Regions from separate parts of the Mus musculus genome. Here region 1 is linked to region 2. Evidence: chromatin loops called from intact Hi-C (ENCODE). Cell type or tissue: left cerebral cortex. All regions are shown on one strand. Each heading gives the region's core, and the rest is flanking DNA. Links, peaks and the distances in the headings are about the cores only.

Evidence for each region. Hi-C counts contacts between places; a loop is a spot of excess contacts. Peaks named below come from ENCODE experiments on the same cell type or tissue, not always from the same donor. Only the 100,000 strongest peaks of a DNase experiment are listed, where the experiment ranks them.
Region 1: a loop joins it to region 2, with 2.7 times the contacts of the local background. A loop is called at or near these places in 3 of 42 quality-filtered maps.

The regions. Positions count from the first base shown.
Region 1 is chr2:173,162,415-173,178,139 of GRCm38, reverse strand. No RefSeq gene overlaps it. Among named protein-coding and RNA genes, the nearest start is that of Pck1, 17 kb to the right of the region's middle. In left cerebral cortex, for the core only: a CTCF peak has its summit at 7,231 (motif pointing left); DNase peaks (open chromatin) are centred at 6,419, 7,199, 8,823, 9,450 and 4 more places; H3K4me3 peaks cover 527 bases; H3K27ac peaks cover 4,273 bases.
Region 2 is chr2:173,015,668-173,031,392 of GRCm38, reverse strand. Rbm38 (RNA binding motif protein 38) reads right to left here and starts at 9,491. Exons shown (of 4, transcript NM_019547.2): 1 at 9,123-9,491; 2 at 8,478-8,601; 3 at 8,012-8,066. The coding sequence starts at 9,353. Rae1 (ribonucleic acid export 1) reads right to left here. Exons shown (of 12, transcript NM_175112.5): 12 at 15,654-15,725. In left cerebral cortex, for the core only: no CTCF peak of the experiment used is centred there; DNase peaks (open chromatin) are centred at 8,845, 9,519 and 11,298; H3K4me3 peaks cover 1,986 bases; H3K27ac peaks cover 333 bases.

The DNA of each region.
Region 1 (15,725 bases), core at 3,935-11,934, 150 kb before region 2:
AGAATTCCACCCTTTCACGGGCCAGGAGCTAGATGCTGGACTCTGGCACGTACACCCCTCTCTGAAGTCTCCAGGGCGGGCTTTATGCTGCAGAGCAGATGGTCCTCAAGAAAGATCTTTGTTCTGGAAGATTCAAGGCGCCCACAGAGGCGCTGAACCACGGCTCTATATGCACCCCAGAGATCTCCTACTGGAACCTGGGCCACTGGCAGCAAAGGCTAAGAACCCTTCTTACCCAGCTTTCTGCCCATCTCCAAATCTGTGGGTAGAGCCTTCACCGTGTGGTCTGAGTTGGCCCTATCACCCCTAAGTCCCTTTCTGCAGCACAGCCATCCCTGCTGTCTTCCCCCATGCCTTACAAATACCAAACCCTTCATCTGCAGATCAGCCCTGTCCTGCAGGGAGACCCTAAGCCCAGCCCCAGGTTTCCTTCCCAGCTTTGCTGGGTTTCCCAAGCTACCCTAGCTCGGGTCTCCACCAGTTGCTACTCCTTCTGCTGGCCTGTGCACACCGAGCCCCTCTCTGACTTCAGTCAGAAACCAGGGTCACAAATAGTTGCAGCATAGGTTAGGGAACTAGACTGTTTGGGGTCAAACCCTGATTCTACCACTTCCTGTGTATCCTTGATCCCCGACTTGGCTTCTCTACGCCTGCAAATTAGGGGTTGACAGTTCTCCCTTCTCAGGGTCTGTAAGAGGCTTCAGTGGGCAAACTCAACATTTCTGTCGTGAACACGAGAGAGGATCCTGGGAAGTCTCAACAAAGACGGGGAGCTAAGAGGAAAGGGGAAGTGGTAGGCCTGCAGTTTCATGCTCCTCGGGGCACTGGGAACAAGACACAGGATGCAGCATGGTTAATTTGGAGGCAAAAGTTGCTTCAGCAGAACTGAGGGTCTGCCCGTGTCCTTGGCAGCTGTGAGGGGTCTGAGAAGCCACCTGTGTTTGCAAAGCAGCAGGAGCAGGCTCAGTGTCCCAGGACTAGGTGACAGGTCCTGTTTTGGCCACCAACCATTGAGGCTAAGAGCAACAATGGAGACAGAGTGTTTACAAGTGGGTGTGACAGCAGCGCTCACACCGGGAAAGGCATGGGTCTATACCAATGGTCCCTCTGCCTGGGGTATGATTCTAGCATCACATTATTCCCTAGGTCCAGGCTCTGCACCATGTCCCTTGATCAAGAGCACTCTCCTAGAGCCAGAACTGGCGGTGCCTACCTGTAATTCTAGCACTTTGAGTCGGACTAGGTGGCTTGTGCATCAGAGCCAGGGGCAGGTGCATAGAGAGCCAGCATGAGCTACTGAGTGAGACCCTGACTCTAAAAACAAAAAGAAAGACCTTCCTGAGCCTAAAGTGAGGTCATTTTTCCAACCCCACCCCCCACTCCCATCACACACACTTGTGCCCTGGCACTCACCCCTCCTTTCATCCCTCCCTTTCAGAACCTCCAGGTGTGATCCCCTGTTTTAACCCAGCTACAAATGTGCCTGGGCGACCACCCATCTCCAGCCGCCAAGAGCACTCACCTCTTGTAGGGTGGAGGCAATATGGACACTGAAATAGGGATGGATGGATAGATAAGTGGATGGGTGGGTGGGTGGATGCATGGATGGATGGATGGATGGATGGATGGATGGATGGATGGATGGATGAGTGAGTGAATAGATGGGCAGGTAGATGAATGTATGGGTGGGTGGATGGATGGATGGATGAATTAGTGGATGAATAGATTATTAATGGATGGGTAGACGATGGATGGATGATGGGTAGGTGGGTGGGTGGGTGGATGCATGGATACATAGAGACTGGTTGGATCCTATTATCCAGACAAAACACCCAAAGTTTCACCTCACTGGTTCTAATCTCCTTGATGATATGATCACAGCTACCTTTTCAGCCCCAGATGATTGGCACACACAGATCTTAGCTAAAACATCACACAAATGGCCTCCAGCTTCATTCCTCTCTGAAACCTTGTAAGCTGGGCTTCCCCTGTGTACAACACAGTCAGTACTCCTGTCTGCCGTGGCTCCACAGAAAGGGCCATTAAACTTCCTGCCCACAGAATCCCGTGGCTTTTCCACCCCTAAGTCTTCCATGTTCCTCCCCTCAAAAAATATATGTGGGGCTGGAGAGATGGTTAAGAGAGCTTGCCGCTCTTGCAGAAGAACTGGGTTCAGTTCTCAGCACCTCTGTGAAAGTTAACAGACATCTTTAACTCCAGTTCTAGAGGATATGGCGCCCTCTTCTGGCTGCCCCATGTACTGCACACACATGGTGCATAAACATACATGTAGGTAATGTGCCCCATGCACATACAAATAAACAAAGCTTCTTTAAAAATTCAGACTAATTACAGCAGTAGCCCCACTTCCTCAGTACCAACTTCTGTCCTGTCCCATTTCCGTTGGTGTGATAAAACGCTCTGACAAAAACCAACTTAGAGGGTAAAGAGCTTTACTTCAGTTTACAAATTCAGTTTGCAGTTCATCACTGTGGGGAAGTCAAGGCAGGAACTTAGAGCAGCTCAGCACACCACACCCATCATTAGGAGCAGGAGAAATGACTTTATGCTTCCTCTCTTGCTTGTTCTCTGCTAGATTTCTCCATTGTCACAAAGCTCAGGACACCAGCCTAGGGGATGGTGCCACCCACAGTGGGATGTGTTTTCCTGCATCAGTTAGCAATCAAGGCAATTCCCCTACATACATTCTCAACCTTATCTAGATAATCTTTTATGAAGACTTCCCAGGTTGTGCCAAGTTGATGGCTAAAACTAACCATCCTAAGTAGCTTAAACCAAATAATCTATTTCACCTCTGAATAATAAAATCCCAGAGGAAGGAAGCTCAGACTCTGCAAGACACCTAAAAATCACTAAAGACCAGATCCCCTCTCCCTTAAGCTCCTCTATACTTAATACAATATTTCTACTTCATAATCCAATGTTGCTGCTGGTGCTCCAGCCATCAAGTCCCCTTCCCAGGTGCCAGGAAAGAGAAGTAGATGTGGAAGAAATTTTTCTGGAAAATAACACACATGACTCCTCCACTTTTGCCTTGCTGGTCACCACTTGGGCACAAGTTCATGTGCTTAGAAGTTAAAGAGTAAGGATTCTACCCCCCCCCCCAAAAGATATGGGCCTGATACATAGTGTGGGCAGCTGGCATCTCTGCCTGCTGCTTGCTGACTGACCAGGACCAGTTTGGAAGTCTTTGGTTCATCAGTGCAGAGGCAGGGGCTGGGTAGGTTCTTCTTCAATAGACAAGAATGCAGTCTGGGTCAGGCCAAGCAAGGCCTGTGGAGAACTCAGAAGGGATGAAGGAACATGGATCATGAAGGTGACCAGCCCAGGCCAGGGGAAGGGGGCTCAGAGGAAGGGACACTTGAGAGGACAGGAGGAGAAGATCCTCCCAGGGACCAGGGAGGGGGAAGCTCACAGTCCCTAGCTCAGTAGGGTGCTCTGAGCCTCCAGGTTCCCACCTATGACCAAGGAGCATTGACTGCACTGTAAGATGTTCTGCAGGTTGCAGATCTAGCTCGCAGGTGGGGCCTCCATAAACAAAACATACAGCCCGGAGACTCTCCCCTCCTTCATACACCCCAACTGAGAGAGACTCCAACGGAGCCTAGGTCTGGGGGCATTTTGGGATTGTCACAGCTGCGGGGGGGAGGGGGAGGCGGCTGTGAATGCCTTATCTTAGAGAACAAACCACCACATCTAACAGAGCCAGAATCTCCAAAGCCTGCCCACACAGCTATGGGGGCGGCGTAGACTCTCCTCGCTCCTCCCACTGGGTCTCAGAACCATCTTTGTCTCCTCCCACTGTATCCTAGGACCCTTCCCTACCCTCCCACTGTATCTCAGGACCCTCCTGTCCCCTCCCAGGAACCTCCTCTCTCCTCCCACTGTATCTCAGGACCCTCCTGTCCCCTCCCAGGAACCTCCTCTCCCCTCCCACTATGCCCCAGGACCCTCCTTGCTCCCTCCCATTCTTTCTAAGAACCCTCCTCTTCCCTCCTACTGTGGCTCAGGAGCCTCCTTGTCCCCTCCTATGGTATCTTAAGACCCTCTTTGTCCCCTCCCACTGGGTGTCAGGACCCTGCTGGTCTCCTCAGAGACCCTGAGCCCATTCCTTGGCTTTGTCTCCGGAATCTAGCTATCTTCTCCTTCACAAACACCCACAGTGACTCAGGCTTTTTGTGAAGTTCGACAAACTAAACTTCTGTGTCCTTATTCAGTGCCAAGCACGTAGCGGCCATCCTCCCCCGAATCCATTACCAGTTAAAGCACAGCTATTATTTTTACAGCCGTGCTCAGAAATGGCTTGCAATCTCTAATTTGCTAAATTGATGTGTATATTGACTAAATAAATATTCGGCACGAAGCCCGCGTCCCCTCCACACTTATTAATCCTCGGGAAATGGAAACACAAGACACGAAATGAGCTTCTGCTCGGAGCTGCAGACAGGAATACATTATGTTGTTTTCCTGAGTGTTCAGGGACTCGCATCGCTGCAGCAGAGACCAGCCAATCAGCAAGCTCCAAGTTTTCCATGACGCACTTGTCTGCCCAGGACGTGCCCAGGTTGCTAAGGCTCTTCTGAAGTTTAGAACAAGAAACTTTTACCTCTTGAGGGGGGGGGGGTGAGGGGGAAACAGCTTTAGAGGGGGTGTTTAGGGGGTTTATGCCTTCAGTGTTTGCAAGAGAAATCAGAACGACTGTCAGGGCCCACAAGAGTCTCTGGCAACAGCCTCTACCCTTCCATGGAGATATTAGCTTCCTTGGCTTGGGGGAGAGAAGGCAGCCCCGTGGGGAAGGGGCCCTGACCTTGGTTGCTAAGCCCCTAGGTTGACAGCTGGTTGCCATGGTGATGCTCATTTGATTCTTTCCTCACTGGGGCAAGGCCCACTGTGAGCTACCACTCTAAGCTGGCTTGTGCCATGGTTTGCAAGGAGCCCAGCGTTGGGAAAGAAGCACTACAAACAGGGAAGTGAGTGGGCCCAGCACTTCCCTTTTGCTCAGCTGGAAGAATGCAGTTCCTCAGGTGTGAACATTGCATCTCACATCCCCTTGACCCAGAGCAGAAGCTTCCTCCCTGGGCAGACTCTGGGCCACTCCAAAGGGGGCATAGGTCCACAGTCTTCCTCTGAGACAGGCCTCTTCCCTGTCCCCAGCTGTGCCCTGGAGCAAGTGCCATACTTTGTTGAGTCTGTTTCTTGATGGCCATGCTTGAGAGTCATGAAGGGATTGCCATGGCAATGCTCCCAGCACCTGACCCATGTAGGTTGGCTGCCACCAAAGTCAAGGGGCAGACATCTGCATTCAGATGAAGTCCAGGCAATAGGAATAGCCAGTGCAAAGGCCCTGAGGACAGCAGCCTAAGATGACAACAGAGAGGCAGACAGTGCTGGTCACACAGTCCTTTGGCTGGTGGGAAGAGGGATTGCACCCCAATGTAGTGACAGGCACAGGAAGCTTGGAGAGGGTCTGTCTGAGTCTCAGCCTTCATAGTCTCAGGCCCCACTGCAGCCCTGTGGAGCTCATTCTGATCAGCTTGGGGGCTCAGGAGGCTGTATGAGTTCTGCAGAGTACGCAATTCTCCCTCAAGATACCATCTGACCACAAGCCATTAAAACAGCCAGCACCTGCAATTGGTGAAGACATGAACAGAGGCCCCTTGGCTCATAGAGATTTGGGTAGGAGCTAGGAGGGGCTTGGACTCTAGGCTGTACCCAGAAGTTCCTCATAACCCACCTCCCAGCATCTCATTTAGATTTATTGGCTCAAGAGAACATTCTAGAAAGACTAGCTCAGACTCCCATTAGCCTTTCCCTAAACAAGTCCAAAGAGACAGAGCCATGAGAAGGAGAAGTCAGTGTGGTCACATGGAGGGAGCTTGGCGGTTGCAGGGGTGGAGTGGCGGTTGGGGTGGAGGTGGAATTGAGTTTGCTCTGAGGTCCCAGCCCCACGTGCATCCACTGTCCAGAACATGAAAGCCCAACACTGCTTGGCTCGGAGATGTCGGTCACTCTCAGGGCATGGAATGTTCTAGGCCTGGATCTGAGAGGGGGCTGTTTTCTGTTGCCTACCCTCATCCCTCACCCTACAGAGTCCTTTGCAGTTGATATTTGTGTCTTACAGAGATGGATTGTACTGTCACAAGTGTGTGCCCAGGGGGATCTGCCTTGGTCTGGGGTCTGCAATTGGCTCTTCCTCTCTGCGGATTCCTGAGTTTCTAGGCAGAAACAGAAGTTCTGGGTGTCCAGAGTACCTCACTCTGGGGAGGGAGGGAGCCAAGGGCTTCTGAGGCCACCGCGCACCTTCCTGCAGTGATCCATCTTGCTTCGGCAGGGCTGGGGAATTGCTTGGAGGCGAAGCCGCATCTTGAATATTCATCTGATTTATGGTCGCTGCCGACAGTTTTATGAGTCCACCCACCGCTCCCTCCAGCCGGCCATCAATCTTCCCCTAGACGGGGCCTCTGCCAGCAGCTCATGAATTAAAGAGGCCCCTCCGGCCCTCAGCCCGCCGCCCTCCCCGCGGCGCGTCGTGCCGCCCTCCCGCCGCAGCCCTCAGCCCTCCGCCCTCCCCGCGGCGCGTCGTGTCGGGACCTGACCAGAAGTCACAACACTGTGGTGTCTTGCTGCAGTGGCGGCTCTGGCGACCTTGGATGACTCTCCCTGGTTGTTTGTTTCAAGTGAGAGCAAGTCACATGAGCCCTGAGGCCACCTTGCTCAAACTCTGAGACTCAGTTTCCCTATCTGACAAGGAGAGGGCATGCATAACCCAGTTCCCTCTGTTTATCTAGGTAGGGTCTAAGGCAGGGAGTGGGGCTGTGTGCCAGAATACAGGTTAGTGCAGTTAGCATTGCTGCCAACATGAGTGGAGGGGCATGGAGGGATGGATATAATGTAGAAGCAAATGTACCCTGGATCTGTGGGAAGGGGCTCTTTGAAAGCCTGGCTCTGGGGTGCCCTCAATGGGTTGGGGGTTTGTGGGGATTTGCCAGGACATAAATGTAAACTCCGTTTTCATTCTAGACTTGAGAACCCACTCTAGTTCATCCCTTGGACAGGGACCCCAAAAGAAATCCTGGGCCACTTGGTCCCAGAGCCCCTCACCTACCATTCAGCTAAAATAGGATGGGCTAGCCTGTGCCTAGTCACCAACACTGGTCAAGCCTGAAAGAGAAGGGACTGTGACTGGGTGGAGGTGAGAGGTCCCCCTAGTGGTCAGCAGGACACTGGGTTTCTGTGGCCTTCTAGGGAGCAGCCTGTCTTAAGTGTCCTCAGTACTGGGCTCCCACACGTCTCAGGGCCCTGGACCATGAGCTGGGGATCAGAGAGAGGAATAGGGAGACAATCCCTGGAGTCACTCAACATGGCCCACTTCTCCATTTGGCCCTCAAAAGACCCTGAGCATTGGTCCCCACGTTTGCCTGTGAGGAGGGTTCAGAAGACAAGCTTAGAAGAGCCTCCAAACCCTGGATGTCACCAGCCCTTCCACAAGGCCCAACCTCACCACTGTGGGCCTCAGTTTCCTCCAGTACAAAATAAGGTCCACAAGCCCTGTTCCAGCCAGAACACTGATTTGGGCTGCCTCTGAAGAAGCTGTCCCTGAGTTGGCTGAGCATACAGACCCTATCTCCAACCACAGATTTGGTTATGAGAGCAGGGGGTGGGGGTGGGGGGGGCTTGGATAGAGGTGAAAGATGGTGAATTCCAGTGAACAATTCCTGAAAAGGGATAGAAGAAGTAGGCCAGATGTCACAAGGGATAAAGTCTCACCATCCGGAATCAGCAGGAGGTTCCTGACCTGGACTTTCACCCCTGCTGACCACGCTGGCACCAGCTGTGTTTATTCCATGGAACAGTGCTGGGGGCTGGGCACAGGGCAGCCTGGGATGGTGGCTTTCTATATCACCTATGAGTCCCTCTTAGGAGCAGAAGTACAGACAGGTAGAGAGGGCCATGAAGCCCAGCTCCCCTCCCTTCTGCACTGCAGATGAGGGTGACAGTCCAACCTTTCCTCCCAGATGGCTCTAAGAGCTCCTTTGCAGCCTCATTGAAAGAGGATAGAAAGAACACCCAAGTAACTGTGATGAAAGGAGAAAGTGGTTGGGAAATCTACAGGCAACAGAGACCCCTAAGAAACCAAAGCAAGTCATTGGCTTTAGAATACCACTAGATAGTTAAATGGAGGTATCCATGGACACTCAGCCCATACCCATCCCTCTAGCCATCCAGCCATCCCACCAGGCAGCCAAATATCTACCCACCTGTCCACCTACTCACCCATCCATTCATCCATCCATCTGTCCACCTGTCCATCCACCCTTGCACCCATCTATTTGTCCATCTAGGCATCCATTCACCAGTCTATCTACCCAATAGTCACTCCATCCATCCATCCACTCTTGCACCTGTCCATCTGTCCATCCATGCATCCATTCACCAGTCTACCCACCCATTAGTCATTCTATCCATTCGTCCATTCGTCCATCCATCCATCCATCCATCCATCCATCCATCCATCCACTCTTGCACCTGTCCATCTGTCTATCCATGCATCTATCCACCAGTCTATCCACCCATTAGTCTCACTATCTATCCATCCATCCATCCATCCATCCATCCATCCATCCATCCATCCATCTATCTGCCCATTCATCTGTCTCTCCACCTGGCTGCCCATTCATTTATTGCCCAGTCATCCATCCTCCCATCCGTTCATCCATTCTCCTATGAATCCCAATTGCACATGTGTGCGTAGGGTAGTGGCAGGTGCTTGGCCACATAGACAGCTAGACAGATGGGTGAGTGAGCCAGGAAGTGAAAAGATGGCTGGCTTAGTGGGTAGATAGATTGTAGGTAGATGGATGTTCCAACAGCCGGTTAGATGGATGAACAGAGAGACTGCTAGCTGGCTGGGACCATGCTCTCCATGCTAAATTGTCTTGTTCCCCCAGGTTGGTAGATCGCAGTAGCTTTAGCCCCTGCCTGATGCTTGCCAACATTACGCAGACCGCAGGGGTGCAAGACACAGCTCTCACAGTGTCATTATTACTGACTCCTGGAGTTCACCAACTCACAGGGTAACAGGATGACATTTTATGTTCCCTCTAGCAGTACCTGGCCTTTCACTGAACATGGCACCCAGCTGTTTGCTTGCTAGCCTCCCCTTGGAGGGACACTCAAGCCCCTGCAGTCAGGGGCCTGATTTCCAGGATGAGGGGACACCTAAAGACTCAGGCACCTCCTGCAGCTGCCTGGCCTTAGCCTCTCCACAGCTCCACCAATCTCCTTAATTACCCTTCAGTTAGGGTTTAATTTATCATTCGGTGGCAAAGCTATCGCTGGAGAAAGAGTTTCCCTGGCAACCAAGTTTTTAAACACAAGATTCTCTGTGTTTTAAAAGCCAGTTCTCATCTAATTTCCTCCCTGGAAATTAACTTGGAACTTGTTGGGTGCTGGAAAGTTCTGCCTAACAGCAGGCCGGCACTTATGTGTGAAGCCATCAAAGGCCCACTCTGTCCCTGGCAAGGGCCAGGGCTGGGAAGTGTCTGTTTCCCTCCATCTCTTTGTTCCAAAATGGCCATTACAAATTGATCATGGGGACTTGGCTTGGCCACCAAGCCACTAGTTATGCTGATAGCAGCTGGCTTCTGACTTCCGGCTGCCCGGGTTCCCTGGAGGTTAGAGCTGGGGACATGAGCCTTGATGTAATGAGAGGAAAGCCAGACTTCTGGGCCTGAATGCACAGTCACTACAGACCTCATCTCTCCAACTTGAGAAGAGCAGCCAGGGAAGAGGGCTACTCTGGACACCTCACCCCCACAAACCTAACTCCCTAACAAACAGAATACAGCTTAGGTCAGCCATATGGGTGGCTTTTCACCAACTTCCCCAGTGTAAGGTTGGGCACAGTACAGTTCTCCTGTCCTTAAGGCCTCAATCCATCCAGTGGGCCACCACTGATGCAGCTTCTCCTCCATTGATTCTCCATTGCACCCCAAACCCAGAGGCTGTGTTCCATGCATCAACATCTTAGAATTCCATGTCATCCCATGGACTACTCAAGAGTGCTCCTCATGGCTCCCAGCTCTTCCTGGGCTCCCTGTGTGCCTGTGTTTTAGTGGTGACAGATGTACTGATGGCATATGGAAGAGCTATGATGGTTCAGTTGCTGTCTTAGTGATAAGGTGGAAGGCAGACTGAGGATAGGCACAGGGGTTATAACTGGTCCATGGAGGGAGATTGAGTGAGTGGAGACTGAAGGCAAGAGGGTGAAGGCATGGATGATGTAGAACATCTAGACGCATAGATGGTTGGAGAATATCTACATAGGTAACCAAATAGAAGGGAAAGGAGTCAACAGGCAACAGGGAGAGAGGGAAGGAGGAAGAAGGGGGAAAAAGGAAAGCTGGCTGTCTGAATAGGCAGGTTGAACGATGTGTAGGTAGATGCATGAGTTGGTGCTTATATGGATAGGTGGATGATGAATATGTAGGTGGAGGGCTATGTGAATGGGTAGATGGTAGGATGGGCAGATGGATGAACGGGTAGGTGGTTAGGTTAATGGATGGATAGATGAGTGGGTGGGTGGGTGGGAGGAGTAGATGAATGAGTATGTGGGCATATTGATTAGTAGATAGGTAGATGGATGGGTAGGTGTGAGGGAAGATTGGTGGATGGATGGATGGATGGATGGATGGATGGATGGATGGATGGATGATGGGTAAATGGGATGGATAGATGAATAGATGTATGTGTGTATGTTTTGATGGATGGCTAGAGGGATGGATGGATGGATGGATGGATGGATGGATGGATGAGTGGCTGGGTGAATGGATGGAAGAATAGATGGATGGTAAGTTAGTACATATGTGGATAGACGGGTGAGTGGATGGATGGATGGATGGATGGATGGATGGATGGATGGATGGGTAGATGAGTAGATTATGTATGTATGTATGCCTGTATGGATAGATGGATAGATAGTTGGATGGATGAGTAGATGGGTGAATGTGTGAAAGAATAGATGAATGGGTGGATGAGTCAATGGATGGATGGGTGGGTGGGTGGATGGGTGGATGGATGGGTAGATGGATGGGTGGATGGGTGGAAGATCAGATGGATGGTAAGTTAGTGGCTATGTGGATAGATGGGTGAGTGAAGGAATAGATGGGTGGATAAGTGCTTGGATGAATTCACAAGGCACACCCCAGAGACACCCACTTTCAGCTGCACAGACTTTGTTGCCTACTCTGGAGTGTGGCCCAAAAGTGACCAGACAGTTCAGAGTGCAACAGAAGTGAGAACCTGTGAGTCTTACACACACACACACACACACACACACACACACACCGTGAGTCACTCTTGAAATGTTGGGACTTCAAGAAGTTTGTCAATGACCCCTAGAGAAGGAGGGATCTTCCTGCGGGACCCACTCATTAGAAAAGCCAATCCCCATAAGCTCATTTAAGCACTTGGGCTGACTCTAAGTGGCAGGCAGTCAGAGGACATTTGCTGACTATTCATTGGAAAGTGATGGATTGATCCTGGCTATCTGCCATGGCAGAGAAGCATGACTGACTGGGGACAGCAGAGGCATCTTCACTCAGTGCCCAGTGCCCCGCTGAACTCCATCAGCACTGGGAGATGCTGGGTCTCTCATCACTGCCCTCTTCTCCATGGCTATGCAATGGCTATCCCTAGTGCACAAGAAAGTCCAGGAGACATGTCTCTTCTGCTGGTACTATACTCAGGAAACTGCAAGGTCTACCCACATCTGACCCGGTTGGTATTGAGGGCACAGGGATGACTCGGATTTTGACCCAGGTTCTGGGAGACCATTTGTCCACAAAGTCAAGACAACCAGTAGGAGGGCTCCCCACCCCATGGCGCTGTTGAGAGACTGAGTGACAGAGCATGCCTGTTCTGCAGAGAGTTAGAAGGACATGGGGACTTGATCCTTTTCAAGAAGGAAGATCCTCACCGAGAAGCCAGAGAAGGGTGTGGTTCCCTTCTCGCCTCTCTCCCTCAACTCCAGCTGCTGTTTTCAAGTTCTCCTCAGGCCCAGAAATTGTGAAGATGCTAGCTAGCCAAGGCTAGCCAGGGAGCTGGTGTTCCCGGATGGGACTGTCCACAGGTCCTGAGACAGGGCAGCCTGTATCATTTTGCAGACTTGTGACAGTAGGTTTAGGGCCACAGGTTCCCAAGTGCTGCACCCTAAAGATGAGCCAACCTTTCCAACATGACTCCAAGCTTCATAAAACTCTCTTCTCCACTTTTCCCACCACACTCCTTCCCCGGCAGGAAGTGAGGAGGCATCAAGAAGACAAACTCACTTCTGCTTTATCTATAAAGTGCTTAGCTAAGTGTTTGGCATACAGTAAGTGCTCAATAAATAACCATTATTAAGGGAGGGTGCGACGGGGGAAATCGGACAGATCAGAATTTAATTCAGCCATGTAGATTTATTGTGCTTCTGCCCAAGGTGGGGGGTGGAGACAATGACTGTCTTGCCTTCCCATCTCTCTCTGCGGCTGACTTTGCGGCAGAGTCCTCTCATCCCCTGCGGCCTGTTGGAAGAAAAAACACAGTAAGAAGAAAAAGCCAATCTGGCATGCTTGACTGCGCCCTGTCTCTCCTGCCCACTGCTCCCTTTGACTTGATGTTTAATTTCCCGGGGTCAGAAAGAAGCATTGTCAATGATCCCCGTTAATTCAAAATGTAAATTTCATCTCCTATCAGCTAATGGCGTTCAGCTCCACTTTACATAAGAGGGGAGCAACTGCCGTATGAACGAGTCAGGAAGCCCCTGGCTCCCTCTTCTCCAACCCTCGCCAACCCTTCAGACAGACAGCCCTGGCCTCTGACCACCGTGCGGCTAGATCTGAGTTCACCCTTGAGATAGAGTGTTCTATTAACGATGGGGCATGGGGCAGGGGATGCATGCCAGCCACAGGGGATGGGTTTAACCCAAGAAACTCCAACTGGACCAAACCGGTCTGGACCATACCGGTCAGTCCTGAGCAACTCAGGCTCCCAGGTCTACTTACCAGGACCCAGAGCCTCAGCCTGGACAGGGAACTTGTCGATAAGCAAAACTGAGTGCACGGGCCTACCTTTGCCCAACCCTGGAGAGCTGCCCCATACTCTGTGGGATGGCATCTGACATGGTGGCCAAGGTCTTTGGGTGACAAGATCCCAATGCTGTCCTCTCACTAGCCTCTGGGACACCAAACAGGTTTCTTTCCACCTCCCTGATGGGTTCTCCCAAAGCCAGCCCGGTGTCTTATCGTCAGGCCTAAATGGTTCTGCAAGCCCCTGGAAGGGCAGCCTGGAGGCTTCTGCCTGTCTTCTTCCAGGGTCGGAAGCAGACTCTGGCCTAGGACAAATGGTGAAAGGCTCCTGACTCTGAGGCCAGCCCTTCCCAATGGCAGCACAATGGCTAACCCTGTGGCTTCCTACTGATGGCAGGACTGGTGAGGGTCCTAGGCGCTGGACTAGGGTCTCTTTCCTCCGCTTAGAAGGAACACCTACCTGGTCAATGTCTGTGCCTGGAACCTGAGAGACCTGGTGGTCTCAGCTCTGCCACCTGCTGGCTAAAGGACTTTTTGCTGGACCTGACTTCTTTGGCCTTAGTTTCTCTCCTTTCTTTCTCCCTTTTCTTTTCTTTTCTTTTCTTTTCTTTTCTTTTCTTTTCTTTTCTTTTCTTTTCTTTTCTTTTCTTTTCCTTTCTCCTTTCCTTTCTTTTCTTTTCTTTTCTTTTCTTTTGTTCATTCATTCATTTTTATTACTTAAATATTTATTCATTTACTTATTTATTTCCTTATTTTGTTTTTTTCAAGACACGGTTTCTCTGTGTAGCCCTGGCTGTCCTGGAACACTCTCTGTGGCCCAGGTTGTCCTCGAACTCACAGAAATACACACCTGCCTCTGCCTCCCAGGTGCTGGGACTAAAGGCATGTACTACCAAGCCCAGCTGGCATTAGTTTTTTATCCAGCCATTAATGAGATGACTTCCTAGGAGGCTCACAGGCCTGGAATTAAGTGGTCTTGAACCTGGGAGCCTGAAGTAAGCTTGTGGCTGTTCCACGGCTTTGAAATTTGCCATTTCTTCTAGGAAGAATTCCTTCGAGACACAGATATCTCTCAGCAGGTGACAAATGCTGCTCTCCAGCGCTCTCTTTGGAAGGCAGCTGGTCTCTGATGTGCGTTAAGTGAATGCTTGTTTATGTTTTTTTTTCTTTTTTAAAAACAAACTTTATGAAGCTATAATTTAGATACCATAAAAGCCACCCATTAAAATGCATGATTTAATGGATTTTAATATATTCACAAAGCTGTACAAACTTCCCTAACAATCTGCCTTGCAATGTTTCCCAGAGGAACTTTGTACCCTCCGAACACTGCCCAGCCTCCTGCTCCCTGGATGCCTGGTCACCACCAACCCACCTCTGTCTCCCAGACTGGCCTGTTCTGGTTTTCACAGAGATGGAGTCACCCAGCACTTGTGTCTTTGCTGACTGGCTTTTCTGCTTACAATAGAGAGTGTGGTTGTTGGACCGAAGCTGTAGCTCGGTTAATAGTGTTTGTCTAGCAGGCGCTGACTGGGTGACTCCTCCGTGCCACGTACCCTGGTGAGGTGGAACACACCTGTGGTCCCAGTGCTGAAGGGTAGCGGCAGGAAGATCCGGAGTTCAAGATCACCCTCTGCTACACAGAAAGTTTAGAGGCCAGGCTGGACTACACGGACCATGTCTAAGAAAGAAGGAAGAGGAGGAGGAAGAGCAGGAGGAGGAGGAGGAGGAGGAGGAAGAAGAGGAGGGAGAGGAGGAGGAGGAAGAAGAGGAGGAAGAGGAGGAGGATGAAGAGGAGGAAGAAGAAGAGGAGGAGGAGGAAGAGGAGGAGGAGGAAGAGGAAGAGGAGGAAGAGGAAGAGGAGGAAGAGGAGGAAGAGGAGGAGGAAGAGAAGGAAGAGGAGGAGGAAGAGAAGGAAGAGAGGGAAGAGGAAGAGGAGGAAGAGGAGGAGGAAGAGGAGGAGGAAGAGGAGGAGGAGGAGGAAGAGGAAGAGGAGGAAGAGGAGGAGGGAGAGGAGGGAGAGGAAGAGGAGGAGGAAGAGGAGGAGGAAGAGGAGGAGGGAGAGGAGGGAGAGGAAGAGGAGGAGGAGGAGGAAGAGGAGGAGGAAGGGGAAGAGGAGGAAGAGGAGGAAGAGGAGGAAGAGGAGGGAGAGGAAGGAAAGGAGGAGAAAGAGAGAGCAAAGGAAGGAATGTTTGATTTTGCAAGGGTTTGGTGCAGAGTTGTGACATTACGCCCTTCCTCTTTCCGTCCATTTTGTTTTTGTTTGCCTGTTTGCTTTTTTTCCACTGGGAATTGAACACAGGGCCTGACGTATGTTGGGCAAGCACCCTGCTCTTGCACTGCTTCCCAGACCTTGTTTTTACCTTTGATTTTTGAGACAAGGTCTCACTAAGTTGTCTAGGCACAGCTTGAACTCACTCAGAGCCCAGGCAGGCCTTGAACTTGTGATCTTCTCACCTCGACCTACCAAGCAGTGCGATGCCATCCCTGTGCCACCGTCACAGCCTCTGCTGGTACCGTTCCATGTAAGGGGACTGACCTTTGGCGCCCCCGGACAGTGGAACACGCTGGAGATAGTTGGGCGTTGGCGCTAGGGCCTGCCTGAGGGTCTTCAGAGCCCTCGCCAGTGCTGCCCTG
Region 2 (15,725 bases), core at 6,756-14,755:
TACCTTCTCACATTCAGGCCAGCACACAGCCATCAACAGACACATGGCTGGGCTCTGAAGGACAGAAACCAGAGCTCAGGGGACACTGTAGGAAAGTAGGGTCTGAGGGAACTACAGGGAGGAGCCCAGGCAGGACTGTGACAGACTCCTCCTCTCCAGCACCACTGGCCCACGAGATCCCCAAAACCTGCACAGCAGCAGACTCCACAGCACCCAAGACCCCCCTGCCTACGTCTGGGGCCAGGGCCACTCCCTGCTCTCCTCACAAGCCTGACCCTCCTGAAAGCAGAGCTGTGCTAGAGTGCTGCTGCTGCCTACGCCCTGCCCACAGTCACAACACGGGCCTCGCTGGGTTGGAGGCCTTCCCAGAGCAGCGCAGACTATCTTGGTGCCCCTACCTGGGTGTGAGTGAGTGCACGTGTGTGCCTGTGTGTGTGTGAGGGGGAGGGGTCCCCCCACCCGCAGCCCTAAGACCCAGAAGCATTCAGCAGTTCGAGACTTTGGGAGTGCCATGCCCTGAACTTCCCTAAACATGAGTAAGAGGGAGGGAGACACACCTTTACCCAATACCTCTAGGGGTGGAGTTTGCTAACACTGAGGCTCCTTGCAAGGCCAGCTCACAGTCCCATGCAAGCAGAGCCTGGCTTCCTGTATGCCCTGAACGCTGAGTGTCACCCACGCCTGCCTAATCACATGTACCATCTCTGAGGTCCTGGCCAGGTGTCATCCCAAGACATAGGACAGGCAGGAAGGCTCAGAGTCTTGAGTGGCCCACTAAATCCCCCACCTATGGCACGCTGCAATGGAACGTGGCTCTAAACCGTCATGTACGGACACTTTTGCAGAATGGAACCAGCAGAGAACAGAACACAGAATATCCAGCTTCCAGTGCCACATGCAGTGCAGTGCAGAGCACGCTCCCTGAAAGGCTACACTACTACTTGAGGGGCAGCAAAGACCACACACTATGGCTACCACAGGTCCTCAGGCCAATGGTGGCAGCAGCAGCTGGGAAAGGGGCCTGCACACCAGAGAACACTCTGTACAGTCACAGCCTGCACTTCAAAACCCACCTGAGTCCTAGCCCTGTGCCCTGTCCAAAGCTGGCCCTGGTCCCAGGCTGCACACTACTGCAAGCCCCAACTCTACCTGCCTGAAGAAACCTGGAACTGCTGTGTGCATGTGCCCGTGCGCACAATGTTCAGAGACTTTCCTAGTGCTGCTCATTCAGACTCAGAGAGGTAAGAATGCCAGCCACCACTTGACATTTGACCTTCATCATGCCCAGCCCAGCAAGGGCTTCAGCCTCTTGACCCACCACACATCAGCGACACAGGGCTCTGCAGGACTCAATGTCCCTGTGTCTCAGTGTGCCCACCCACCTGAAAATGCTCCAATGCTGCCTTGTTCTCCCTCCTTCCAGCCTTCTGGGCCCCCTGACTCACTCGCCTAGCTCACTGAGCCTCTCACAGACTGCTTCGAAGCATCTCTGTAGATTTCAAGACTGCATCAATCCAGGTACCAGAACTTTCTAGCACCTTCCTACTGGACCTGGCAGCAAATCCACATTGCTCCTGTGCTTCCCTACATGGCAGCCCACACCTACCTCTCCACTTGACTCTCAACCTGAATGACTGTTACCCTAGACTATACCCACTCCCAAGTGTTGGCACCTGTGGCACACAGCCTAAAGGTTTCTCCCCCTAACACCATCCTGAGGGGCCTCTTGACCCTGCTTTTCTTTTCCATACAAAACTACCCCATCTTTTACTCTGTGTATACCTATATGACCAACGGTGCAGAGCTTGCTTGTATGTGGGATCTCCAAGGGTCCAGCACAAGCCTTTGTGGATACCTGAGCACCCGGGGCAAGCCAGAAGGCCCAGCCATGAGAGAGCAGAGAGGGCAGCAGGCTTAGACACCAGTCAGTGTGATGAGACAGAAGGCTGGATTCTGCTTGTCAAGATCCCAACAGGTAATCTGACCTGCTGTCCTTAGTCCACTAACAGCTGCCTGGTTCAGCCCTAGAATGTCCTTATCATGGCCCTGTGGGAACCCAAACCCTTAGCAGCATTGGGGCCTGGCGAAGGCCAAGTGGACACCTTCCACACCCAAGTCTTGGGGGCTAGAATATAAAGGCTGGGTGACCCACAAACTCCAGGGTAGCTGCCACTCCCAGCTCAGGGGGCTCTGCCATCAGCCTTGTCAGGCTCAGTCCCACCCAGGCCTCGGATGAGAGCAGAAGCCAGTGTCTCCTCATCACAACCAGGGTTCCATTTCCTCACTCTATTCAGGGAACCTTTTGCCCTTTCTCAAGCCAGGGTGGCCCCAGGACAATAAGCCCAGGGCTCTGTAGCAGCAACAGAACAGAGTTCCCAGGCCAGAGACCACCAAAGGAGTCTAAATCCTAGAGTTCCCTTCTGCCAGGGAGACTCATGTGAGACCAGGGAAGGGTGACTGAGGTTCCATTTCCCACTGGTCCTCGGTTCTGGGTAGCACCCAAGCCACCACAGCCTGAAGGGATGTACCCACAGTGGTTTGCTATGGGTGCTGGCCAGGGCTGACAGCTGTGCCGTGAGATCTAACCCACTGGGAGTGGTGGAATAGGTGGCCTCTCCTTACACCAAGTCCAGATCAGGGTGGCAAATGAGCAGCCAAGAGCTCCTGGCTCACTCAGCCTCCAAGAGATTTGGGGTCCAGATTCCACCGCCCATTTGAGCTTTCCCTGGTCTCAGTTTCTCAACCAGTAAACTAAGATACCACAGGCACATCCCCTGGGCTCCTGGCTGCCCAGAAGAGGGGTGGGAACTCTGCAGTGACACTTGAGACATCTGTCTCCCCACCATGGCTACTACTGGAACTGACAGTGAGCAGTCAGTAGAGGCCCTGGCCCTGTGAGTAGCCAAACTCAGGAAAAAAAAAAAAAATTCATTGGCTGCAGCCCAGGGGGCCACTTCCCGAACACAAAGCCACTGCTGAAAATAAAAATGAAAAAGGCAAATGAGCCCATTTCACTTTTTCTTCTCCCTGGGGGCCTTATACCACGATGCTGGAGGCAACCTGGCAGCCTACCAGCAGCCCTGGCCTTGGGGTGAAGTGGTAGTGTGTGGGTTGTGTGTGTGAGAGAGAGAGAGACAGAGACAGAGAGTGAGCTAGCCTGGCAGGCCTCCTGGGAATGTCCTGTGATGGGGGCACCAGGTTCTCTGGTGACAGCTGGTGAGTGTTGGCAGGTGAATGAAGACAGGGTGAGGACAGGCTACTGTGGGAGGCAGCTGGGAGCAGCAGGCCCACCCACCTGAACCTGCCTAAACTCCACCGCTACTTTCAAAGTTGTCCTCTATGATGGCCTCCTCCAAGGCCAAGGCCATCCATTATCTACTCTGGCATCTCAGCCCTCCTCCCCAGGGCTAGGGGTCCAGGCAGTTCCACTGTCTCAGGCTGGATGGCTGCTGTCCCAAGAAAAGGCCTTCTGGCTCAACTCAGCACTAGAGGGACACCCTCAAACAAGTCCAAAGTCTAGCCCTCAGGAAGCAGGGGGATTGCTCTGTAGCCAGGGATGGAGAAGCTCGTCTGTCCAGCGTGCAAAAGGCTGTGTTCAAGAACCACCTCCAGAGAAAGCGAGAGCGGAGGCAGGAGAACCAGGGAGTGGAGGGTCTGCTGGGCTCTAAGACCATCTTAGAAAGGAAACAGAAAGTGATGGCGCACACACGCCTTTGATCCCAGCACTTAAAGAGGCTGAAGGAGGCTCAGTGCAGGCTCAAGACCAACCTGGGCTACATACCAAGATCTGTCTCAGAAAGAAAGAAAATCAAGACAGACCAGTTTTCACCTTAGCTCAGCTCCTCCAGAGTGGGATGGCTGTCTGTCACTGGGCTTTGGTCCCTGCCCTCACATCACCCACAGTCCTTCCAACAGCTCTTTACCATCCTGAGTCCTGTTGCACCTTGCTGCAAGCCTCCTGGTGGGGGAGGGGGGGCACTGTGGTCACAGCAGCAGAGCTGGGGTCTCTGGCCTGACTCTGCAGATTCCCTGTGCATTCCCAGCTGACATGGAGCCAAAGGAGGGCTGGGCAGGGAGCAAGGCCACTGTCCCAAGGGATGTCTAAACTCCTGGGCCAAGATCCACCAAAGGCCAGTCCATGCCATGGACTAAAACATACGAGCCATGGCCCCTCAGCCTGAGGCTTCAGAATAGGCCCCTCAGGCACCTGGCCATAACTGAACTCTGAGAGGAACCTAAGGGCGCCAGAGGCTAGCTTCTATCACAGCAGACAGGGACAAACAACAGGTGCGGCAGCATAAGCTACACGCCCTCTGGGAGGGTCAGACAAGACACAGCCCACGCTTGCCTTCAGACAGCCTGCCAAACAGGAAGCTATGATGGGGGAGCAAGCAGGGCCACCCCTAAGACACCCCTCAGGTGCTGGGGTGAGAGTGCTCACACCTGCTGCTCTGGGTCTGGCCATGTGCCTGCCAGCAGCCCTAGACAGGCCTCCTGAGACAGTGTGTCACACACCTGCCCCACAGAGGCCTCACTTTTCACTGTGCTCAGTGAAACTAGTAACTCTCTCTGAAGGCACAGGAGCAATGTCCCTCCCCCAACCTTCCCTCTCTGAAGGCACAGAAACAATGCCCTTCCCCCAGCCTCACCCCACTCCATGTGCCTGTGCAGGAAATGTCTGGTACAGTGTGGGGCCCTTATGGGACCTAGACACTATGGCACTTGCTTATACCGGTGCCTGTGTGTGGCACAACTAGCCTAGCCGGTCAGATTCAACAAAGCTCTGGCCACTTCCCCGAGGAGCAGCCCAGAGGCACCCTGTTTAACCATGTAGTCCTTGCCACACTGGGCCCTGGGGTGGGAATGGCCATTTCACCCAGAGCATCTGAGGCAACACACACATTCTCACCACCACCACCCCGCCTCCAGTCTCTGGGGGACAGACTCCTCCCCAACTCCTCTCCTCAATCCTCATGCATAGGCATAGGCCTCCTCATGACGTGGCATCAGGACAGACACCTCCATGTGTGTACCAGGTCCATCCCACAGAGAACACACTCTCTAAAACAATGCCTGCAGGAAAGCCCAAGCCAAGGAGAGGATCCCTGGATAGTGTTGGTCTCAGAGACAACACAGTCATCCAAGAAGTGTCCCCATGAGGGTCTAGGAAGAGAGGGATAGGCCTGAGTGGCCCTCGGTAGAGGGCAGGCCACTCATCTATGTGGCTCCAAGCTTAGGCCAGCAAAGCTTGCTGCTGGGCCTGTCATAGGAACACCCAGCACAAACCCCACACACAACTTTCCACGGCCTTGGGATCAACATGTTCCATACTCCACGATCAATTAGTCCTTAATGTGGCCCGGTCACATCTCTACTCTGCAGAGGTGTAGCCTGTTACCCAGCACCTGGGGACCATGACCTGAGCTCAGACCTCAGGACCTGACTCCAACATGAGGAGAAAGTGAGATGGGAGTAAGCAGGCATCTTGCCACAGCAAGGTTCTCCCTAAGAGCAGAGAGCAGCCTTCTGGAGTAAAAGGCCAGGAGAGACTCCAATGGCTGCCAGGCTGGAGACAAACCTCAGCTCCCATGAGTCTTAGGCTGAGAGTGGATAAACACCCTTGACCCTGGGAGGCCAGGACAAACCCAATCAACGCTTACCCATCTCCACTGTGCAGTCCTCCCTTCTCACCCGCATCACTGTGCCCCAGGGCTGGCAGAGACCCCCTTGCCAGAAGGCCCCGGGTCACCTATCCCCATGAGAGATTACCAGATGGGCCTGGAGGCTGGGAAAAGCTATTGCCATGGCTGAGACTTCACCAGACACAGTTACATGACGGACAAGCACAGGCTGTACAACCAACAGGGCCTATTCCACAAGCAGGCATTCCGCAAGCAGGTGAGGACTCGGGCAAGCACAAAGCTGGCTATTCTTTCAGCGTCTTTCTAAGCTGAGGGGTGGTCTTGACAGACAGAGGAGGCCCAGTGGTTTGGCCTACAGGTGGGCTGTGGGGTCTTCAGCATGTCAAAGGCCGAGGAAAATGTACAGCCAGGTGCCTGCAGGCTCTGAGCTGCCAGGGTTCCAGCTCCCACCAGGCCCTCAGCCAGGGCAGCCCCAGGCTGACTGACAAAACCAACCGCTGAGTCAGGCCAGCCGGGCAGGCCAGATTGTTTATAAAAACAAAGGGGGCTTGCCTGCTGACAGCTCAGCTCTGCCTCCCAGCTGGCCATTAATAGCAACTGGCCCAGGCAGCAAGGCCTGACCACACCACCCGGGCTCCCCAGAGCCTGGCAAGCTCAGGAGGTGGGATGTTCCTCAGAGGAACCCAAGGTTCACTGGCAATGTAGGCTGGCCAGTCCCTCGTGCCCACCTGTCTGTCCATATGTGACTACACTCCTTGGCAACCCAACCAACACTGTAAGGCCACTGTGTAATCAGTGTTAGATGACCAGCCCCCTAATCTAGTTACAAATCACTGTGGACCAATGTCAGATTCGCCCGAGTACCAGGGCTTCTGGAAACTTTCCAACCCCAAAGACAACATGTGTGGCTGTGAGTTCAAACCTCACTCCTAAGTCACTAGCTCTCTGAGGAGAGCCTTTCCCTGGAGACTAGAGCATGCTGTCCCCCATTTTCCAGGTAAGAAAAGGCAAGTTAAAGAGGGTCTAGTCAGAGTAACAGATTAGACCTGTGAACCCAGATCTGAGGGGTCACAGAGGCCAAGCACTAGTGTCCCTGAGGCAGTAACTATGCGTCTGAGCCAGTGGGAGGCCCTGTTCCAGTCCGTCTGTACATAGCTCAGCGCAGCCCAGCACCAGCCTGAAGCTCAGCCCCAGGAGAAGAGCGAGCAGGAGACGAGCGAGCTACTGGAGAGCAAGCACTCTCCTCACAGCCAGCAGGGAGAAGCTAATACGAAGTTTCCAAGGCTGGGATGTTCCCACACTCTGTCCAGGCAGCCATTACACATAGGAAACAGATCCCAGGGGAAATGCGATCTGGAACAATCTGTCACAGTAGCACCCCAAGAACTTCCCCAGGAGAACCCCATGGCAGGAAACACAGGCTGGGGCCTAAACCATAGTTCCCCATCGACAGCTCCTGCTCAACTCCCATCAGTCCCCAAGGATGACTGTGAAGAATCCTGGTGCCACCCTACGGGACAAGCACATTTAGAGACAGCAAGCAGCACCCTCTCCAGTCATCTGACCCACTGTGCTGGCCAAGTTCAGCTCCAGCCCCAACAGACACCCCACTCTACCCACCCCCCAACCTGGGACACAAAACCCAGCAGCCAGGATTTGACAAGATTGCCACTGCAGAAGGTAGGGTCCGTGTCAGAGTCCCCACCCACCGGCTCATTCACAGCTAGTCTACACTGAACAAACAGACCAAGTACCAGGGTCCAACTTTTGTGTCTCTTTAACTGTGCAAGTCCTTCCCTAAGTAGCTACCAGGCCTATCAGTCTTTTCAAGATAGAAGGAGGGGGATACAGAGCAAGTGACTCACACAAAAAGCCAACCAGTGGCAGTCACCTACTATGCCATTCACAAACATCAAACCTCAGCTGGTACAGACCCACAGTAGCTACCTTCGTGGCATCTGCCCACATCAGAGAGCACTCCAGGAAGAGCCCAGCCCACCAGGTCCAGCCTTAACATACACTTCAGAAGAGCTGCCCGCACTAGGTGTGTGCCAAACTCCCCAACTCGAGAGAGTTAGAAAAGCTGTCCCCACATTCATTCACTGCACAGGTGAGGAAGTGGATGCCCATGTGACACCTGGCTGAGGAGGTGTCGCATAACTGGGGGCAAGGTACACACCAGGCTCGAAGACATGTGCTCCCCTCTGGGTTAGAGAAATGCAGTGGGTCTTATCTCTCCCTCCACACCCCCAATACACAATCTAATTTCTGAAAACAGCCATTCCCCAGCCCTGAGAAGAGCTGAGAGGTCCACAGCTGTCCCACCTCAAGGCCTTCCTTCCCACCCACAGCCAGCTACAGCCACTCACCCGTAGGTGCGCTGGATCAAGGTGGGGTGTAGTTGCTGCACACCAACAGCAAAGCCTAAAACAAGAGAGCAGTTAGGAACAGCACACTGCATGGGTAAGGTCCCAGGGCCACACACAGGGAGGGCAAATAACACGCGCCACTCTCCTGGTCAAAGCACATTAAGTCCACAGGCTGTACCAGCTTTTCGGGATGATCCCCTGCCTGGTCGGCATCTGACTTCTTCCCTCCCCAAGAGTAGGAGACTTTGGAAAAAAAAAATCATTATCCCTGGGACCATAAACTGCCGAGAAAGAGGAGCAAGCTCCCAAGCCAGGGGTGGTTGCCCTGGGCTGCCTCTGCAGGCACATGATTGCTGGCTGCCACTCGGGGACAAAGGGGGAGCGGGGGCAGCGTTTTTCCATCAGACAGATACCAAAGCTGAATATAGAAACAAGGAGGGCTGGAAAGAAAACTCAAAGCTCTTACCCGTCTGTAAGCTCCTAGGCTTGGCACCCAGGTAGGCCAGGTTCACATTGGCCTTGCGACCATCGATGATAGGGTTAGGGTCTTTGCAAGCCCTATCAGCCGCTGCCCGATCTGCCATGGTCACCTGCAGGAACACAGAGGGTCAGGGGCTTTGGTGGCTGGCTGAGGAAAACAAGGCAGAGAAGGGAAGGGGGTTTTGCCCGGGCATCGGGCCATCTCTGGGTCTTTCCTCCCAGAAGAGTATCTGGTATTTAGGACCCTTGGGGCACTGTCTTCTCTGCCTCCAGGGCTGCAGCTCCTTCCCCAAAGTTCAAGTGCGGAGTGCCTTCAAGGACAGCGACAATCCCCTAGGAAGTGGAGTAAAGGGAACCTCAAGGGGAGTCCTCCCCACCCCCCCGCTGTCCAGGCCATCAGTAAGTACCGTTAACTTTCTCAGAGAATTAGTTTGGGGACACTAGAGTGGAAGGAAGTGGGAAACCGTCTTCAAGTCGCTGGCGCTAACAGCTTACGCTTCTTTGGGGCAGCTGGAAAGTGTGGGGGAAGGGCCGACGGCCCCGGGAAGCCCCGGAGTCCCGGCTGCGCGCGGCGGGTCTGGGAGGCGGTGGGGGAGGGGCGGCGGCAGGTGCGCGCGCCGCGGGCACTCACGAAGCCGTAGCCGCGGGACTTGCCGGTCTGGCGGTCGGTGATGACCACGGCCTCCTCGATGTCTCCGAAGCCCTCGAAGTACTTTCTGAGCGATGCGTCGGTGGTGTGGTAGGGCAGGCCGCCCACGAAGATCTTGGTGAACGTGGTGTCCTTCTGTGAGCCGTGCATGGCGCTGGGGGCGGCGGACGGCCGCGGAAACACACTCGGGGAGCACGCGGGCTGCAGCAGCATCGGGGCCGCCGCTACCGAGCCGGCCGGCGCATGCGGGGGTGTCCCAGGCCGAATCCGAGTTCCCCACGCTGTCCCGCGCCGCTTCTCCGTCCGCCGCGAAGCGTCTACTCCGCGCCCTGCGAGCTGCCGGCCGCCTTTGTAGCCGGCCACGCCCCGCGGTCACGCCCCTCTCGTTTAAGACACGCCTTTGGAAGCGGGGGCCGCCGGGAATTGTAGTTCTAAGTACGTCCCGCGTGCCAGGACGCGGGTCCGGCGAATGAGGTGACTTAGCCCCTAGGTGCTCGCCGGTATCAGCTTGTCTGTCTCGCGGGGCGCACGGTCCGGTATATTCCAAGCGTTGCTTGATTCAGTGGTTTACACCCGAGCGACTAGGGGTGCAAACGTACTTGTTAAAAGGTCCGAAAAAAAAAAAAAAAAAGGTCCGAAGGAGTGCCTCAGCTACTCATTCGCGAACCCTTGTGGTTTGATCTCCCCATCACAAAAACCTGGCTGGTGACACACACCTGTAAACCCAACACTCAAGAAAGAGAGTCAGTTCAAGGCCACCCTTGGCTATATACTAAGTTTGAGGCCAGCTGGACTAAATCATACCCTGTCTCCAAAAAATAAAAAATAAAAATAAAGGGCAAAGTGAATTTGCCATGTTTATAAAAATAATTCACACGCACACCATAATACATCACACGTACTTTGGCGGTCCTGTGGTGTCAGGGATTCTCTGCTGGGACTTCAACAATGGCATACCCCGGGACACTAGGTAGTCTGTGAAAATGAGGGCTAATCGATAGTGAATACACCTTTTACAGTCTTGTAGAAAGCTAAGAGCTTTCTACTTTCTACTTTCTACTGTGAGGAAGAACAAAGGCGGCTGGGCTCCCATGTCACTGACATGGGACCGCCTGTGGGGTCACCCTTAGCAGGAGAACAAGCAGAAGGCATGACATGGCCTGTGTAGAACGTGGGCCAAGGCTGGGACCATGATGCCAGTCTGCAGAACTCTTCCCCACCAGCGCAAATGCAAACGTGGGGCCCTTGTTAGAGACAGAAATTTCAAACAGCCGAGTGGAATACACCGGTGATCCTAATACTGAGGAGTTGGGAGGGTGGGAGGGTTCCGGGTCCATACCCTGCTACACAGAAAGTCAGAAGCTAGCCTGTATGATGGGAAACCATAAAATAGAAAGAAGAAAATGGGAATTTCAGCACAGAAGCAGGCACGATGCTTTAGCCTCCGGGCCAGGAAGCAGCCCTGATCCTGCGTCCCTCATGTCCCCATTCCTGGTTATCACACTGGGACCTGAAGACCTACAGCTTTTAGTGGGGCTAAAACTGGCCTGGCCCCACTGGTCAAGGCGGACAGTAAGGCAGGCAGCCTCTGGGCAGGTTCAGCCCCAGTCAGTCTAGTCCCCTTCACACAGAGCAGAACTCCGAGCCTGCTGGGGATACCCCTGCCCAGCGCCTCACTCTCTTGGCTTTACCTTCCTCGCTTCAAGTTTCCTTTGCTGTAAGGCTTGTTCTCCCCAGACCCTACCCAACCGGGGCTTCTTTCTGGTCTAAGGTCTTCTGCTGCTGACGGAGCTCTCTAGCAAGTGTTGCTCAAGGCGTAGCGTAGGGATTAGCAAGAGAGGCGTCTGTTGAGTGAATCCCTGGTGGAACGTAAAGAGGAGGGGGCTCCAGACCAAAGACCCCTTAAAGAAGCGCCTTTTGAAAACTCGTTGAAGTGTGTTTTGTTTTTGTTTTTGTTTTTTTTTTTTACTTATTCCTAAAGCGTCGAGACTTCCTGGCCCTGAAGTCTTGAGCCACCTCGATTCCTTCCTGGGGCCTCAGTTTCCCCAGTGTGGCATAGCGCAGCTGGTGGCAAAGACTGTTTTAGCTTCAGGGCTCCTCGCCTACAAGTCCCAGCACCGCCCCTGCCACCGCCCAGCCACGCCCCTCCGCTTCCCTAGGGCCCCGCCCCAAGAAGCTCGCTGGGCGGACGCTGCAGGCACGTGCTGGGCGGGAGGAGGGGGAGGGGACCTCCGAACATGCGAGAACGCGGCGCACGGGCGTGACCCCGGGGGGCTGGCTAAACCTGCGAGTTTGAAACTATGGCTGTGGGATGGCCGTCCCTGTTCGTAGCTTCCCCCTGACTCTTTGGGTTTTCCGTATCACCCACTTTTGCACCTGTCCAGGCTCTCCACCTCCCTCCCATGCGTGTGGATTCGCCTTGCTCTGAACACTTATGCCCTAACGGCCGCGACTCCGGGCCAGGGTTGCTATGAATGGGAAGCAATCACTCGCCAAGCTTTCATTCCCGAACCGTGCAGTTGCAGAAGTCTGCATAAAAAGCACGCCCGCTAGGCACAGTTGCCCAGGTGGGCACTTAGGAGGGGACAAAGAGGGCAAGAAAGCAAGCGCGGCCAGTGGGGAGAGGGAAGGGTGACTGCAAAAGGCCCAGAAGTGACAGCTGCAGTTACTAACGAATCCCCGCCTCCCTGCCACCTCTCACTCAGGGTCTCTTTATACAGCCCAGGCCAACCTCTAACTTCCTGTCCTCCTGCCTCAGCCTCCCACGTGCTGCTATTGCCCCCTGAGCTTGGCTCAGTGGTATTTCTTGAGTACTGGCAACTGCCTCTAGCATCACTAAACATGAACTTCATCTGGCCTTTGCGGTGCTGGCTCACTGAGGAGTTCCCTAGATAGATGACTTAACCAGAGGCAGCCTTATACCATTCTCGTCAGCCTGGTTCTCAGGTGGGGTGGACGGAGGCTCATCCACAGAGGATCCTGAGCCAATCCAACTCTGAGACCCCACTTCATCCTCCCAGTCTCGTTCAGAAGCTGCCCTGGTCCCCTGCTGTGAGGTCTGGGAAGACAGAATCCCAGAGAGGTAGGTGCACGGTCCAGGACAAAACAGCCAGATTGGGCAGAGTCAGGATTTGAACTCAGGAGTTGGGGGGAAACCCTTGACACCTCATCCTCTGGGCTAGAGTGGGGTGCTGCTGGCTATAACCCAGCTGTTCTGACTATCAGTTGATTAAACTTTGTCTAAACCTGTTTGTGCTGGGCCAACCTCACCTGACAAAAAGAAACTTCTCTCAAGCTCAGAACCCATCAGGCTTCAGGCTTGGGCTGCCCCACTCCCCAGCTGGCAAGGCCAGTCGTCAGGAACCTTGATGGTGTGGGCATAGACAGGCTGCCTAGCTAGCTGGCTCTGAGAAGGACAAGGGGCGGGACTGGGGCTGGCCAGTCCCTGGAACCCTCCTGCCACTAGGGGATAATTATAACTCTCACAGGGTCAGCACCTCTGGGCGGAGCTCTTGGCACAAGCCTGAAACTACCATCAGCTCTTACCACCCCTGTGATGCTCTCAACGCTGGCCCGTGCTGTGGAGGATCCCGTTTTAGTGCGGGAAATCCTGCCCCGGGAGCCAGCAAAAGCTAAATAAATGCCAGAGACCCAGCAAGGGGACCGAGGAACCAGAGATTACACCATAAGGAAGTGAGAGATAGCATCTTGGAGCAAGCCGGTTTTTTGAAAACCTTTCTGGAGCTAGGAGTCTGCAAGGTGACTCAGGGAGTCAAATGTGCTTAACTGGAAGCCTAGACACCCAAGTTCAATCCCCAGAATAGAGATAAAGATAGAAGAGAACTGACTGGACAAAGTTGTCCTCTGACCTGCATTCAAATGTGTACACACACACACAGCTCTGTTTCATCACCACCACCACCACCAACAAAACTGTAAAACAAACAAACAAACAAAGAGGAAAAACCCGTCACACACTGTTCTAGAGACAGCCTGACTGTGAATCTCTGCTGCTGCTTTTCAGGCACCTCAGGCAGGATGTGGGTGGCATCAGGTGCCAAGACAGTGGACATGAAAACCTGTTGTGAAACCTTGCTACCCTGGAGTCGACAGATAACACCCTGTCCCACAACCTTCTTCCTCTCCGGAGCCCTGTGACAGGCGAGGTTGGAGGATGCAGTTACTTTTCCAACCGTCTGTGGCCAGGGAGTCCCCAGTGAAGTCTGTCAGGGCCCCTGTGGAGCTCTCCACTTCCTGACTGGTGAGATCGAGTACCAGGCAATACTAGACCTTGGCAATCATTTTTTCTTTTTCTATACTTTTTTTGTTAAGACAGGATCTTGTGTAGCCCAGGCTACCCTCAACTTTGCTAGTAGCTAAGGGTGACCTTGAGCTCCCATCCTTTTACTGGGTTTGCAGGAGTTGCATCATCACACTTGATTTACATGGTACTGGGGACCAAGTTCTCTGAGCATATGAGGCAAGCTCTCTGTCAACTGAGCTATTCCTCAGCCAAACCATAGCATTCTTTCTGTCCTGAGTTTGTAGCAGATGTCTGGAGCTCTGAAGACATCTTGTGACCATGAGGCAAAGGGCAAGATACAATTGTTCTGATTTAACTAAACACAGAGACACCCTTTATAGTCACAGCTTGGTAGGGGTGGGAGTCGGGTAGGATATGCTGCTGTACCTGCAGGCAGAGGTCAGGGGTGTTACTGCATCGTGGGATGGAGGTCAGGGGTGGTGCTCTGTCCTGGGTATGGAAGTCAGGGCCCCTGGGACTGGTTCCAGCCCTTCTCCCCACAGCCCCTCAGCGGCTGTGGCACGGACTGGGGTCAGCCTGGACTTGGATCTCAGCCCCGTTTCTTGCGCTGTCAAGCCTCCAGTGACTGGTGGATAGATTGGTTGGTTGCAGTGCTGTCTTCTGCTCTGGGGTTGGGGGGATCGAAGTACGTGAACAGGTGTGAAGTTTGAGTATTCAGGCCCATGGCGTGGGACACCAGTTTACAATCTCCTCCCCAGAGGACAGTCAGAATAGTCCTAGCTGCACGCCACCTACCTGTCCCAAACTCAGCCAACCTGCCTGCCAGAGTCCTGGAGTAAAATAGCAAACTACCATGTGGTGCCCTTGAGCTTCAGAGCTTAGACTTTCAGGAGGAGGCAAAGCCTGACCCTATCTGTCCCTCCTGTCCCCTCGAGTCATAGCAGGGTAACTCATCTTCTGTTGGTGGCATTTCCCACTAACCACTGGACTGTCTCTAGGCGCTAATGTCTCTAGGATTTTGCAGATGGTTTGGGGTTGCTCTGAGAGAGCATCTAACTTATTCTCATCCGCATTAGGAGCAACAACTTGTGAATTTGTATCCTGCCAACTAGTGTACCCTCACAGGTCCTCCTAGGCCCTGGAGCCTGTAGCCATCCGCAGAGACTGGAGGAACTTTCTCAGAGTCATGGCTTAAAGACTCAGACAAATGTTTTTGCATGCAAAGGGAACAATCATATTTAAACCACAGCTGTTGAGGACTGGGACTGGTTCAGTGAGTGGGTAGAACACTTGCCTAGCATCCATGAAGTCCTGAGTTCAAGCCCCAGCACTGCATCTCAAGTGTGGTGCTCCTCCAGGGGACCAGCATCCTCTTCTGATCCCTGCATGCCCCTGCACGTCAAGCTCAAGATGAGCTTTGGCTACGTGAGACCTTGTCTCAAAAAATTAAATTCAGTTGCTACATTAATATTAATCTCACATTGTATTATTTCATGTTACTATTCCTAGTTCATAAAAATGAATATTAACTTCATTACATGTATGATGTAGGCACGTGTGTGCTGTCATACTAGTGCGTTATTATGGAGACAACTGGTGGGTGCATTGTATCACAGCATGGAGGCAAACACCATGTCACCATGTTGGTGACAGCTGCATACTGGCATGCAGCCTCTCGCTTCTTGTGTCCTCCAAGGCACCGGTGCAGCTGAGAGTGCTGGTGTGTGTGTGTGTGTGTACCATACACACAATGATTCTGGGTCCCTTGAACTCTGGTTGGGGAAGACAAGGCCCTTCTCCCACCACACCCATGGGTCTGAGCGCAAGAAGCTCCTATATTCCGCTCCTGTGGCTCGTTACCAACTGCCACACACTCAAGGGCTTGGGCATTACCGCTTACTCCTCTCACCGTCATGGAGGCCAAGAGTCTCCGTGAGAGGAGCTGAGACACCTCTGGAAAGAGAGCCCTCATTCCCTGCCCATCTAAACCGAGTTGTCTGCCAGACTCCAAGTTCTGCCTCAAGATGAGTAGCTGGGATTCCAAGGGCACCCCAGGCCAGTCACCTGGGATCCACTGTCTACAATTTCTGTGGGATAAATGAGCTGTGGAAGGAAGACACCCCCCACCCCCCGTGGCCTCTCTCAGGACATCATAGCAGCACCTTCCCTCAACACTGAGGCAGGGGTGGCATGTGGCTCACACAGCTTCTCAGGAGCTGACAAAATGATGAGAAACTTGGAACATAGCATTATTCTGAGATTGATGGCTATTTCCTGAGGAGTTGGGGAAAGGGATGAAGGGGCAGGCCATCTTCAAAATA